Regions from separate parts of the Homo sapiens genome. Here regions 1, 2 and 3 are each linked to region 4. A link is a contact called in ENCODE Hi-C or POLR2A ChIA-PET data. All regions are on one chromosome and are shown on one strand. The core of a region is the stretch at or near the end of the contact, and the rest is flanking DNA. Distances in the headings are between cores, read along the strand shown.

The links. Hi-C counts contacts between places; a loop is a spot of excess contacts on that map. ChIA-PET counts read pairs that join two places held with the same protein, here RNA polymerase II (POLR2A). Pooled maps may share reads with other maps.
Region 1: a loop to region 4 is called in a pooled map, with 4 times the contacts of the local background. The contact joins two enhancer-like sites. A Hi-C loop is called at or near these places in 2 of 37 single-sample maps with no recorded cell type and 6 of 50 pooled maps.
Region 2: a loop to region 4 is called in a map of CD4-positive, alpha-beta memory T cell, with 7 times the contacts of the local background. The contact joins the promoter of BCL2L14 here to the enhancer-like site in region 4. A Hi-C loop is called at or near these places in 1 of 168 maps with a recorded cell type or tissue (CD4-positive, alpha-beta memory T cell), 5 of 37 single-sample maps with no recorded cell type and 9 of 50 pooled maps. POLR2A ChIA-PET finds 5 or more read pairs at or near these places in 3 of 52 experiments (OCI-LY7, activated CD4-positive, alpha-beta T cell and naive thymus-derived CD4-positive, alpha-beta T cell).
Region 3: a loop to region 4 is called in a pooled map, with 4 times the contacts of the local background. The contact joins two enhancer-like sites. A Hi-C loop is called at or near these places in 8 of 50 pooled maps. POLR2A ChIA-PET finds 5 or more read pairs at or near these places in 3 of 52 experiments (B cell, BJ and WTC11).

What each region holds. Positions count from the first base shown.
Region 1 is chr12:11,979,901-11,982,600 of GRCh38, forward strand. No RefSeq gene overlaps it. Among named protein-coding and RNA genes, the nearest start is that of BCL2L14, 90 kb to the right of the region's middle. Within about 2 kb of position 1,336, at least 5 of the 41 ENCODE cell types and tissues checked have a DNase peak (open chromatin) inside an H3K27ac peak, as active enhancers do.
Region 2 is chr12:12,069,512-12,072,211 of GRCh38, forward strand. It overlaps BCL2L14 (BCL2 like 14), which reads left to right and starts at 1,428. Exons shown (of 6, transcript NM_138723.2): 1 at 1,428-1,626. RefSeq lists a silencer at 86-265 and an enhancer at 1,635-1,724.
Region 3 is chr12:11,956,996-11,959,695 of GRCh38, forward strand. No RefSeq gene overlaps it. Among named protein-coding and RNA genes, the nearest start is that of BCL2L14, 110 kb to the right of the region's middle. RefSeq lists a silencer at 1,320-1,614 and an enhancer at 1,580-2,700. Within about 2 kb of position 1,361, at least 4 of the 41 ENCODE cell types and tissues checked have a DNase peak (open chromatin) inside an H3K27ac peak, as active enhancers do.
Region 4 is chr12:11,579,094-11,581,793 of GRCh38, forward strand. No RefSeq gene overlaps it. Among named protein-coding and RNA genes, the nearest start is that of LINC01252, 32 kb to the left of the region's middle. Within about 2 kb of position 1,443, at least 11 of the 41 ENCODE cell types and tissues checked have a DNase peak (open chromatin) inside an H3K27ac peak, as active enhancers do.

The DNA of each region.
Region 1 (2,700 bases), core at 86-2,585, 400 kb after region 4:
TACAGGTCTGCAAGACTGACTGTGGTTCAGCGGCTCTAGGCTGAGCAAGGCTACAGTTCGGCTGTGCTTAACGCCAACCTGTCCTTAGCTCCAGCCTATAGGTTGAGCTGTAGGCAAGCGTGTTCATTCTGGGCCTAAGCTGAGTGGATAACAGCTGCCTGGGGAAAGTTCTTCCCATCATGGTCACTGAGATACAAAAAGATCAAGCTTTAATGCGCAAGCTCTTTTCAAGCCTCTGCCATCACATCTAACAAGTATTCTTTTTGGCCAAACCCAAAGTTAAGGGGCAAGAAGGACACTCCTCCCACCATGAGGTCACAGCAAGGGTGTTGATGAATAATTCTCTTTAAGTGCTGTGATGAATTGAGAATAGCAATTCTATTATCCACTGTGATGGTTAAATCTCCACTGGTTAAATCTTGACCAGTTCCTCTTCTGACTACTTCTGATTTTCTCCTTTGGCTTCCCAGACCACATGCACAACCCCTGCAGGTGAGCCAGAATGCCAAGAAGTCAGCATTATAAGGCTAAATAGAGAAAGAACAAGTTTTCTTTTTGGAAAGTTCCTCCCAACCTGCGATGTGTCAAGACATCACCATTAATTGGAAGGGGACACGATTATGCAAAATAACTGAGTATAAAGAACTTAGAGACAAAAGGGGAGTGAGGGGAGGAAGGAGATGTAGCAGTTTGAACTATACGAGGTTTAAATTAATTTCAACCAAAACATAACAAGCAAAGGATGTTCTCCTGATTATCTTATGTTTACTATTATATTTCAAAGGCAATACATGCTTATTGTGTGTGGGGGGAATCAATCTAGTGAGTAGAAAACACAACCATCTAAAACCCCATCACCCCTAATTAGCTGCCATTCAAATCCTTTATACATGGACTACTTTGGGCATTGGAAATCAAGGTGCTGCTACCTAAACAGTGTCGTGAAAATTTTAAGGCTCTGAGAAAATGTTAAGGCCATTTGAACACCAGAAATTCTTGTTCTCATCTCTCAACTACAAATGCCTAGGTGAGTTCTCGCTTACAGATTTTTTTCAAATTTACAGTATATGCAATTTATTTATTTATTTATTTTTGCAAAAATGGGGTCATCTATTACATACCACTTTTCACATTAGAACAATTTTCCTCATCAACAAAGATATGTCTATATCATCATTTTAAATTCTGCCTTATATTTCATTTATAAATTACCATAAATTACTTAACCAACACCCCATTGATGGAAGTTTAGGTTATTTCCAGTTTTTCACAATTACTTTCTGCATGCATAATAACTCACGTCACTTCATATACAAACTGAGGCATTTATTTTCATTTTCAGATCTAAGAAATCTAAGCAGTGCCTTATTGACAATAAATAGAACCACCCTTGTGGTGTTAAAATGTGGGCAGCAAGAAAGGAAATAGTGTGGTTGGGTGGAGATTAGTCATTTTTGAAAGAGCACGTATGTACATTTTGCACGTTGGTGACAATTCACTCAAAATTTTAAAGAACCCAGCTTAAGTTTTGAATCAGCCTGAAGCACTCCGAACTTCAGATGCTCATCTCAGCCTCTTAAGTCTGCCAACCAAGCTGGAGACAAAACAAGATCTGGCTCCCTGGTGGCCGCCTGGGAATCCTGCCCTTGGCGTCATTTCTGGAAGGGCAAAAGAACCCTACGGACTCTTGTATCACTAGGATAGAAATGCCACCCAGCTCCTCAGCCCATCTCCATCACCATGGCAGTGGGGAGGGGCCTAGGCATTATCAGAATGGGTCAGGACTAGCTCAGAGCCAGTGTCAGGCTGGCTGACTGTAAACTAAGCCAGGCTTTCAAGGGAAGGCTTTTGAAGGAAATAAGCCAACAAAACAGCATCAGAAACTGAGGAACCATTCCTTCTCCAACTCTACCCCCCAAGAGATACCAAGGTCACACAGGATACAGCAGTTGTTGAAATTATTACTGCTATGGAACAGAGCTTTTTTGGCACCGGAAGAAGTCATTCTCTTCTGTCAACCCTCTTTTCCTTTCCCTTGGATTTTCAATCCTCCCCATAGAAAATCAAGACCGCCCAGCAAAGAACATGCTTACCCAAAAGACCACAGTGCCATTCAGAAACAAGAAATTCCAACTCTACCATACATATAACCTTCTATCCATCCTCTGACCTTCTGACTTCATAATGTATCTTCCCAAGATAAATAGATGCATGGCATGTTAAAGCCTAGGAGGACCATGGAGATTGTGTCAATATCTTTATCCTTCAGTGAATAGATGGAGGCCTCAGAGAGGATGAGCAACCTGCCCATGGCCCCACAGAATTGGTGGCAGAGCCCAAGACTGTTGGCCCCCAACCACACTGTCCAGACTTCAAAAGCTGATCCTCTTGCCAATGCCCCCACACTAGTAACAGCCTTTTTGCCTGAATGTCTCTCAGTGATGTCATGAAGACAAATTACTGTCTAGCTGTATGGTTCTTTAGTCCTTGCTGTATGTTATTGTACCTGGCAGGCCCTCATGGAAACTAAGCTGGAAAGAAATGAAGGAGCTCAACTTGGTTAAAACCATTGACAGAACACTCATCCCCCATCTTTTGCTCTCTAGACAACCGCAGGTAAATGTGAGGCGTTTGAGAGAGTTAAGCCTTCTGTATCAGTTAAGCTAAAAGAACAGTTTATTTCATACCCCTAAACTTCAC
Region 2 (2,700 bases), core at 178-2,677, 490 kb after region 4:
ACACGGTGAAACCCCGTCTCTACTAAAAATACAAAAAAAAAAAAAAATTATCCAGGCTTGGTGGCGGGCGCCTGTAGTCCCAGCTACTTGGGAGGCTGAGGCAGGAGAATGGCGTGAACCCAGGAGGTGGAGCTTGCAGTGAGCCAAGATCGCACCACTGCACTCCAGCCTGGGCGACAGAGCAAGACTCCGTCTCAAAAAAAAAAAAAAAAAGGTGGCAAGTTTTTATAAAAAGAGAAAAATCATTCTTAGTATTTCTTTAATACCCTCTACATTGACCTCACTGGTGCAAAAAATATTAGTTTGCTGGTGAAAATTCACCTCGAGTTACTAAATATCTAACTTTCCCATAACTACCATCTGTTTGTCTCTTGTGGATCTGTTTGCCTAATATTTAAATGACCCATTCTTCCCCACTTTTACGAAAATAGCATTAATTCCCCTTTCACTATTCACACTTCCTTCATCGTCACAGTTTGACCAGCGGTCCAGGGTTTATGATCTCAAGCATGGCCATATATATCTATTTCACTTAAGACTCTGGAAAGAGCATAAAATCAGATGTAACTGTTTCCTATTTCATATAATAGGGAATTCCATCTCTAAAGTTATGACATTTGGCCTTTCAGTGGGTTTTTGTGGTTTTTACTATGGCTGTGCTTAGATTCCTTTTTGAACACTTTTCCAGTGGTTCCACTTGAACACAATCTTTGAGTCACATAGGAGAGGTGACATGATAGAGTGTAAAGCCAGAAAGAGCACGATTTGGATCTCAGCTCAACTGATAGGGATCCGTAGCAAGATACTTCACCTCTCTGAGCCTCAGTTTCCTCATCTGTGCAATGGGAATCGTAACGCCTGCCTCTCAATGTTGTTAAGATTAAATATGTTGGCCGGGCGCAGTGGCTTACGCCTGTAATCCCAGCACTTTGGGAGGCCGAGGAGGGCAGACCACCTGAGGCCAGGAGTTCGAGACCAACATGGTGAAACCCCTGTCTCTACTAAAAATACAAAAATTAGCCAGGCGTGCTGGTGCAAGCCTGTAATCCCAGAAACTCAGGAGGCTGAGATATGAGAATCGCTTGAACCCAGGAGGCGGAGGTTGCAGTGCGCCAAGATCGCACCACTGCACTCCAGCCTGGGCAACAGAGTGAAACTCTGTCTCAAAAAAAAAAAAAAGATTAAATATGTGTACAGTACCTGTACCATGTTAGGCGGTCAGTAAACATTTGTTTAACTAACAACTGATAAGGATAGTAAAGAAGTATCAGAACACCCACCTAGTTATCCCAAAGGGCAGGAAGAGTGCTAGGTAATGGATATAGAATTCCTTTTAGAGTCAAATTACACGGGCAAAGATCAGCCCCTCCTTCAATTAAAAAGCCAGGGGCAGGGCGTAATAAGGAAGTGGTTCTCCTTCTTTAAGCCTCTTTTCAGGCTGAGTCCTAAACCTGAAGAAAGTTTAGAGCCTGGGGCTCTAAACTACCTGAGTCTTTCCAAACGACAAGCCAAGAAGACCTGTTGAAAGTTTCCTCTTAAGTTTCGTGGAGAGAGACTCAGGTATAGAAATATCCTTACTGCCACCTGACCTGAAGCAGAAGAAATCACAGACAGCTTCCAGACCAGGTAACACCAGGAGGCACCAGTCTTCATCCTCAGCCTTTGCAGGAGGACACAGCCTGGTCTTTAGCTGTTTGCCAAATGAGGCAGTCTAATTCAGGGAGCTCTTTACTGGGTTTATTACAAAGTTCTTATCATGTAAGTCTCAGGACACAAAATGACATTGAGAATCTAGTTTAGCGGGGTTTCCAGGAAAGACGAAGAAAGGTTATTTAGGTTTCTCTTTCATTTCTCTTTTGCTACAAAGGGTTTGGGACATTCAGTTAAGAACACATTACTGGTTGAGGTATGTGACGTTACTCAGTCTTCTCTGCTTATGTATCTGGGGAGGTATGCAATGACATGACAGCCATTCCGTGGCCAGGGACACCACTGCCCAAGCTGGAGACCACGAGGATTCAGGGACTGAAGCCAGCATGGGAATTCCTGGTTTGAGATCAGAGTCCTGAGTACCTCGTGGGAACTTGGGCACTCATCCGCAGGAGGTCTAGACCCCCAGAGAATTCCTTGAGTCTAAGGCACAGGTAAATGGAAGACCCTTCTCTCTCCTCTCTCCCCTCTAGAAAGCTCCCTCCTCCCTGAGCTCCCTGTCCCCTTCTTTCCACAATCAGAGCCTCGGACCTTCTGTTTGGTGAATATGACCTGAGGCTCTGTCTAGCATTCAGCTTCTATTGTGGGAAGTTAAGGCACTTTCTCTCATTCCTCATTTCACCTTTAGTATTAAAGAACAGTCCAGGCAGAAGGCACGAAGAGCCTGAGAGGTCTGAAGTGAGGGGGAGAGGAGAGGGGCAGAAGGGGAGGCTCCGGACAACAGAACCAAGCTGAGCTTAGGATGTGCTGTGGGAGGCTCCGTGGGGATGAGTGTCAGTGCCCACGAGATCCACTCAGGCCTCAACTGTGTGTCCTGAGCACATGAAGTCAGCTCTTCTGCTGGGACAGCCACCAAGGGATTCTCCACACCCCTCACCGCTGGGACAGGCAGAGGCACAGCGAACCAGGTGTCCAGCGTAACTGGGGCACTGGGTGGTGGCCGCCTCTGTGTGTGGAAACACGAGGTGCTTGCTGCAGTTTCCTCTGTGT
Region 3 (2,700 bases), core at 111-2,610, 380 kb after region 4:
AAGATTTTCACAATGAACTGTGTACATGTAGTAAAGATTGCAAAAAGAGGGAAATAATAAAGGATAAAAGCAAAGACTAAACTTTCTACCAAAGATTTTGGAGGAAAAAGCGTTGGCCAGGATAAATAAAATATTTTTAAATGAGTGGTGTATAATTAAATGGTCAGAGAAATAACTGAAGGCAAGTAAATTGACTTTCTTTTCCTTTTTTTACATTTCTTATTTCTCCCTTGCATAAGACAACCAAGGTTTGAGCCAGCTGCTGTCTTCTTCCTATCTATGGGACTTTGAGAAGTTTATTTCTGTTACCTCCATAAGCCTCAGTCTCTTCATCTGTTAAATAAAAGATAATTGGAGGCTGAGGCAGGAGAATGGCGTGAACCCGGAAGGCGGAGCTTGCAGTGAGCCGAGACTGCGCCACTGCACTCCAGCCTGGGTGACAGTGAGACTCCATCTCAAAAAAAAAAAAAAAAAACAAAAAAACAAAAAAAAAAAAACACACATAATTGGCTGGGCATGGTGGCTCATGCCTGTAATCCCAGCACTTTGGGAGGCTGAGGCAGGCGGTTCACAAGATCAAGAGATCGAGACCATCCTGGCCAACATGGTGAAACCCCGTCTCTACTAAAAATACAAAAATTAGCTGGGCATGGTGGTGTGTGCCTATAATCCCAGCTACTCAGCAGGCTGAGGCAGAGAATTGCTTGATTGCTTGAACCTGGGAGGCGGAGACTGCAGTGAGCCAAGATCGCACCACTGCACACCAGCCTAGAGATAGAGTGAGACTCCGTCTCAAAAAAAAAAAAAAAAAAAAAAATTACAGGACCCATCTCTTTGAGTAACTGTATTAAATGTGAATGCAGCACCTAGCCACATTACTATGCACATAGAAAGTATTCAATAATGTTTACTGCTATTAATATTAATATTTCCTTCATAAATTTATTAATATTCATTTTCTCCCATCTTAACCCTTCTGGGCCCCTCAATCCACTGGACCTGCCTTCAGCCTCCTGCCTCTTTACTGCCTTCATTCGCACTTCTTTGAGTCAGGTTGGCAAACCCCTTCATAATCCGCCCAATCTAGTTTTCCAGCCCCCAATACTCTCCTGACCTATAAATTCGCTTTCTGCATTGGCCACAATGAACTCCTCCCAGGTGGCAGCTCTTTGGATCTCTCTATCCTTCCTTTCTTTGTGCTCTTTTCCTGGAATGTCCTTCTCTTGTCATCCTACCCAAGACAATCAGTTTCTCCCTCTATCGCTCCTTGAATTCGCCTCTGATATTGCACTTGTGTCTGCATATTGACAGGTTTATGGAAGACACTTCCTAGCCATCTTGTGAGCTCCTTGAAGGAACTGTGTCTTTATCTGTATAGCCCCACCTAGCAGATGCTCAAGGCATGCTTGTGGAATGAATAAGGGAACAGATCATTTCTTCTGAGCTGTTTGCAGTCTGGCTAAGCCAATTGAAAGAATGCCTTCTCTTGCAATCTACAAATTGAAAAGCCTGTGAGACCCTCAGGACACTCAGGCAAGTTTTCCAGCATATGTGACAATACCAAGCCTTAGTGCATTTGCCTCTCACGTGGAGGAGTCTCTTCTAAAAATGAAACAGAGATGAAGGGTGAGACTCTTACAGTGGTTCAACTCCCCTAAGATCCTCTTGTGATTTAGAAGCATCTTGGAAAGAAATCCTTGACACTCGCCTCGCCCACCCTGAGCTATAAGGTAAAGCTCTCGGTGGTAAACGTGGCTCCCTGGTAGGGAGACTTCTTTTATCCTCATTGTTTCTGGAGGGGGAAGTGTTAGCACAGAGACTCCCTGGGAAACCCGAGGATGCCTCACCACCTCACCATAACAGCAGGAAACCCAGAAATGATTCACAGCTGAAACCTCTGGCCCACATCGACACATCACATCACATGGTTGTTTCAACTGGAAACCAAACAGCCATCTGGGCATGATTATCTGTATTTTTGTGAAGGTGTAAATACACAGTGAGTAGGAAGAGTCCAATAAAACCTATTATAATGTTGGTGGTGGGCACCACAAAGAGAGCACCCCTTAATAGACATTCCCTGGTCCAGTGAAAGACATACTTTGTACTGAGTCCCGCGCCTGGGAGACCTTCCAGGAAAGTAAATCCCCAGGAGAGAGAGGCATTTCCCAGTAGGTGCTTTGCTTTTTGGTTGTTTTCTTTTCTTGGTTGTTTACTTTGTTCTACTTTGTTTTTACTACAGTTCTGTCCTACTGGTGGCGGAGTGGGACTCCTTCATGATGTGGCACAGTTTCCTTGAGTTTTAGGAAGAAACGGCCCATGTGGCAGATTCAGAAACAATGAATCAGCACCTAAACAAACAGGAAGGTAAGCGGCCCTCCCAAGGTCACCTGGGTAGTGGCAGGGTGTGAACCAGAGTCCAGGTGTCCTGACCACCCACCACCGCCTGTCCTCCTCCCTCATACAAGATCCCTTCTAGGCCAGCGCTGAGAATAAAGGCAGCGGCATCATGGGGAGGGGGTGAGGACAGAAGGGTCAGGGAAGGCACTGGGAGGGAGAGGCAATCCCAACCCAACTCCAACAGCCTAGGGTCAAAGCCCAGCTCCACTCCTGGCAGCTGTGAGACTTTGGTGCATTTAATGTCCTTGAGCCTCTATTTCTTCACCTGGAAAATGGGATTGATGACAATATGCGTCCCTC
Region 4 (2,700 bases), core at 193-2,692:
CCCACCTCAGCCTCCAGAGTAGCTGGGACTACAGGCGTGTGCTACCACGCCCGGCTACTTTTTGTATTTTTAGTAGAAACTGAGTTTCACCATGTTGGCCAAGCTGGTCTCAAACTCCTGACCTCAAGTGATCTGCTCACCTCGGGCTCCAAAAGTGCTGGCATTACAGGTATGAGCCACCGCGCCCAGCCTTTCCCCTAATTTCTTATTATCCCCTACCTCTAGGCTTCCCCATTCCCCTTTCTCAAGATCTTCTTTTATCCTCAAGACCACATGAGACATCATAACTTCATTGTGAGAGGCATTAATCTACTGGATGGAGCACATGTGGGGAGTATCTGGGGTCTATACCAATTTCCATAGTAACCTTTTTCAGGGAAATCACTTCATCCTTAAAAAATGGGATAAAGGAAAGAAATAAGGCTAACCACCCTGGGCTACATCCAAGAACAGTGCAGAGATATGGAGGGTTCCAGGCTGTGTGAAAGACGGTTCATAACTGCTACTAATTGTAGCTAGGAAAGAGAGGAAAGGAGAACACGAATTAGAGCCTGAGAATGGAGAGAGAGCTGAAGGAGTTGATGGCATGATTTGTCAAGCTAAAGGAAGAAAGAAAATGAGTCAAGAAACAGAAGGTCACAGAAGAAATTCAGCAATTAATTTGTTTAATACTGTGCCATTCCACCCTTCTTCTCCCAGTTCAGTGCACAATCCCTGAGCTCAGGATATGCCCTTGAAGTTTCAAAGTCAGGAAGGATAAGCTGGGGTTTCTGAAGAGGAGAGTTTTGGGGGCGGGGGCCTACTAGATATAAAGAAATATGTGTGCCTACTTTAGTACATTTTCCATTACATGATTTGAGTGAGGGTAAAAAGCATAAAATTAAGCATTTCATTTTTAAAATGTGTATTCAATATTCCAAGAGTTATTCTTATCAACTTAAATCCAGAATAATTTTTCATGTGATGACAAGCAATGGGACATGGTGATGTCTATGATTTTGTGTCCGAGCAAGTATTGTACACTTGATTAATCTTTTCTGGATAAAACATTAGCAATTCTTGGGAAACCAAAGCTTGAAGCAGAGCAGAATGAGGCGTGACACTGAGTAAGTGGTGAACTTGGTGTCATTGAGCTCCTTTTTAGGGATTAAACCATCTCAGAATGCATTTGACTCACTTCAGGAAGTAATGCTGCAAAGCAAATGACCTACTTCATACTTAATCCCCAATGCTGCAACTTTGTGCAGCATTTTGAAGAAGCCCAGAGGACCTGATCCTAGACCACCCATGAGGAAGTAGTAAACCCCCAACACCCACAACACTGCCCCCACATGCAGAAGTGAGAACAGATTCAAAATTGTGTGGAAGTGCTTGCTGCGAGGGCTTTTGGCCTCTGCCTGCCCATGTTAAGCAACTTGGGCACACACCTCCAGTGTCTTGGCAAGAATCTCCAACTCCCACAAGAATGGGAAGAAAGCCAAAGAAGGCCAAAGAAGGCCAAAACTTTCTCCAAACAAGCTCAGTAGCAAAACTCTGTGGGAGAGAGAGAAGTAAGGCAATTGCCCTAGGCATATTGGGCAGATGAGTCAGCACCCAGCAAGAGAGGAGCCTGTAATTCTGGAGAAGTTAGGGCTGGTACCACCATGGAATTAGGTGGAGAGGAAGAGAGAATGTGTACTCATCAAGAAAAATGGATAGTCCAGCATGCAGACATGGAAATGCCCTCTTCACCGTCCTTCCTTTCCTAAGAAATTCTGGGTTCTAGGCCAGGTGCAGTGGCTCACACCTGCAATCTCAGCACTCTGAGGCCAAGGCATGTGGGACACTTGAGGTCAGGAGTTCAAGACCAGGCTGGGCAACATGGCAAGACCCCATCTCTACAAAAAAATTAAAAAATTAGCCAGGCGAGGTAGTGCACACCTGTAGTCCCAGCTGCTAGGAAGACTGAGGTGGGAAGATGACTTGAGCCCAGGAGTTTGAGGCTGCAGTGAGCTATGATCGTGCTATTGCACTCCAGCCTGGGCAGCAGAGTGATACCGTCTCTAAAATAAAATAAAATAAAATAAAATAAAATAAAATAAAATAAATTCTGGGTTCTCTGTCCACACCTGTAGTTAAACTCACTGAGAAGGAAAATACCAAGCATTGCACCAAAGTCTAAGAAATCACCACTAAAGAACTTACCCCTGTAATCAAAAACCATATAGACCCCTAAAAACTATGGATATAAAATTTTATAAAAGAAAAGAAAAAGAAAATGCCCAGCAGGTGGCAGCACTAGACAACTGAAGTAAAACAAGGCTGCAAGGCAACACGAAAGTTCATCTTGGAGACTTTGCGCTGTAACTTTCCTTGGTGGGATTTTATTTAGCTATCAGTGAATATCTCATAAGAAGGAATTTGTATCCCAGCACCTACCACAGTGCCTGACACATGCTGGGTATATGTGTTGACTGAATGCAGGCAGGCTGGCAGGCAGGAAGGAAGGAAGGAAGGAATTTTGACAACTCACCTAAACTAGAAAAATGTCATCATTTGAAATGGCCATATTCTCTTCTTATCCCATCATTACTATTGTCATTTTAATTAGTTTTAGTAATATTAATAAAGCATCCTACTAGATTAATTTTCTCTACTCACCCTTTTGACAACCTACATCCTTATTCTCTACTGAATTAAATTTTTCTCATCGCTTTTGGA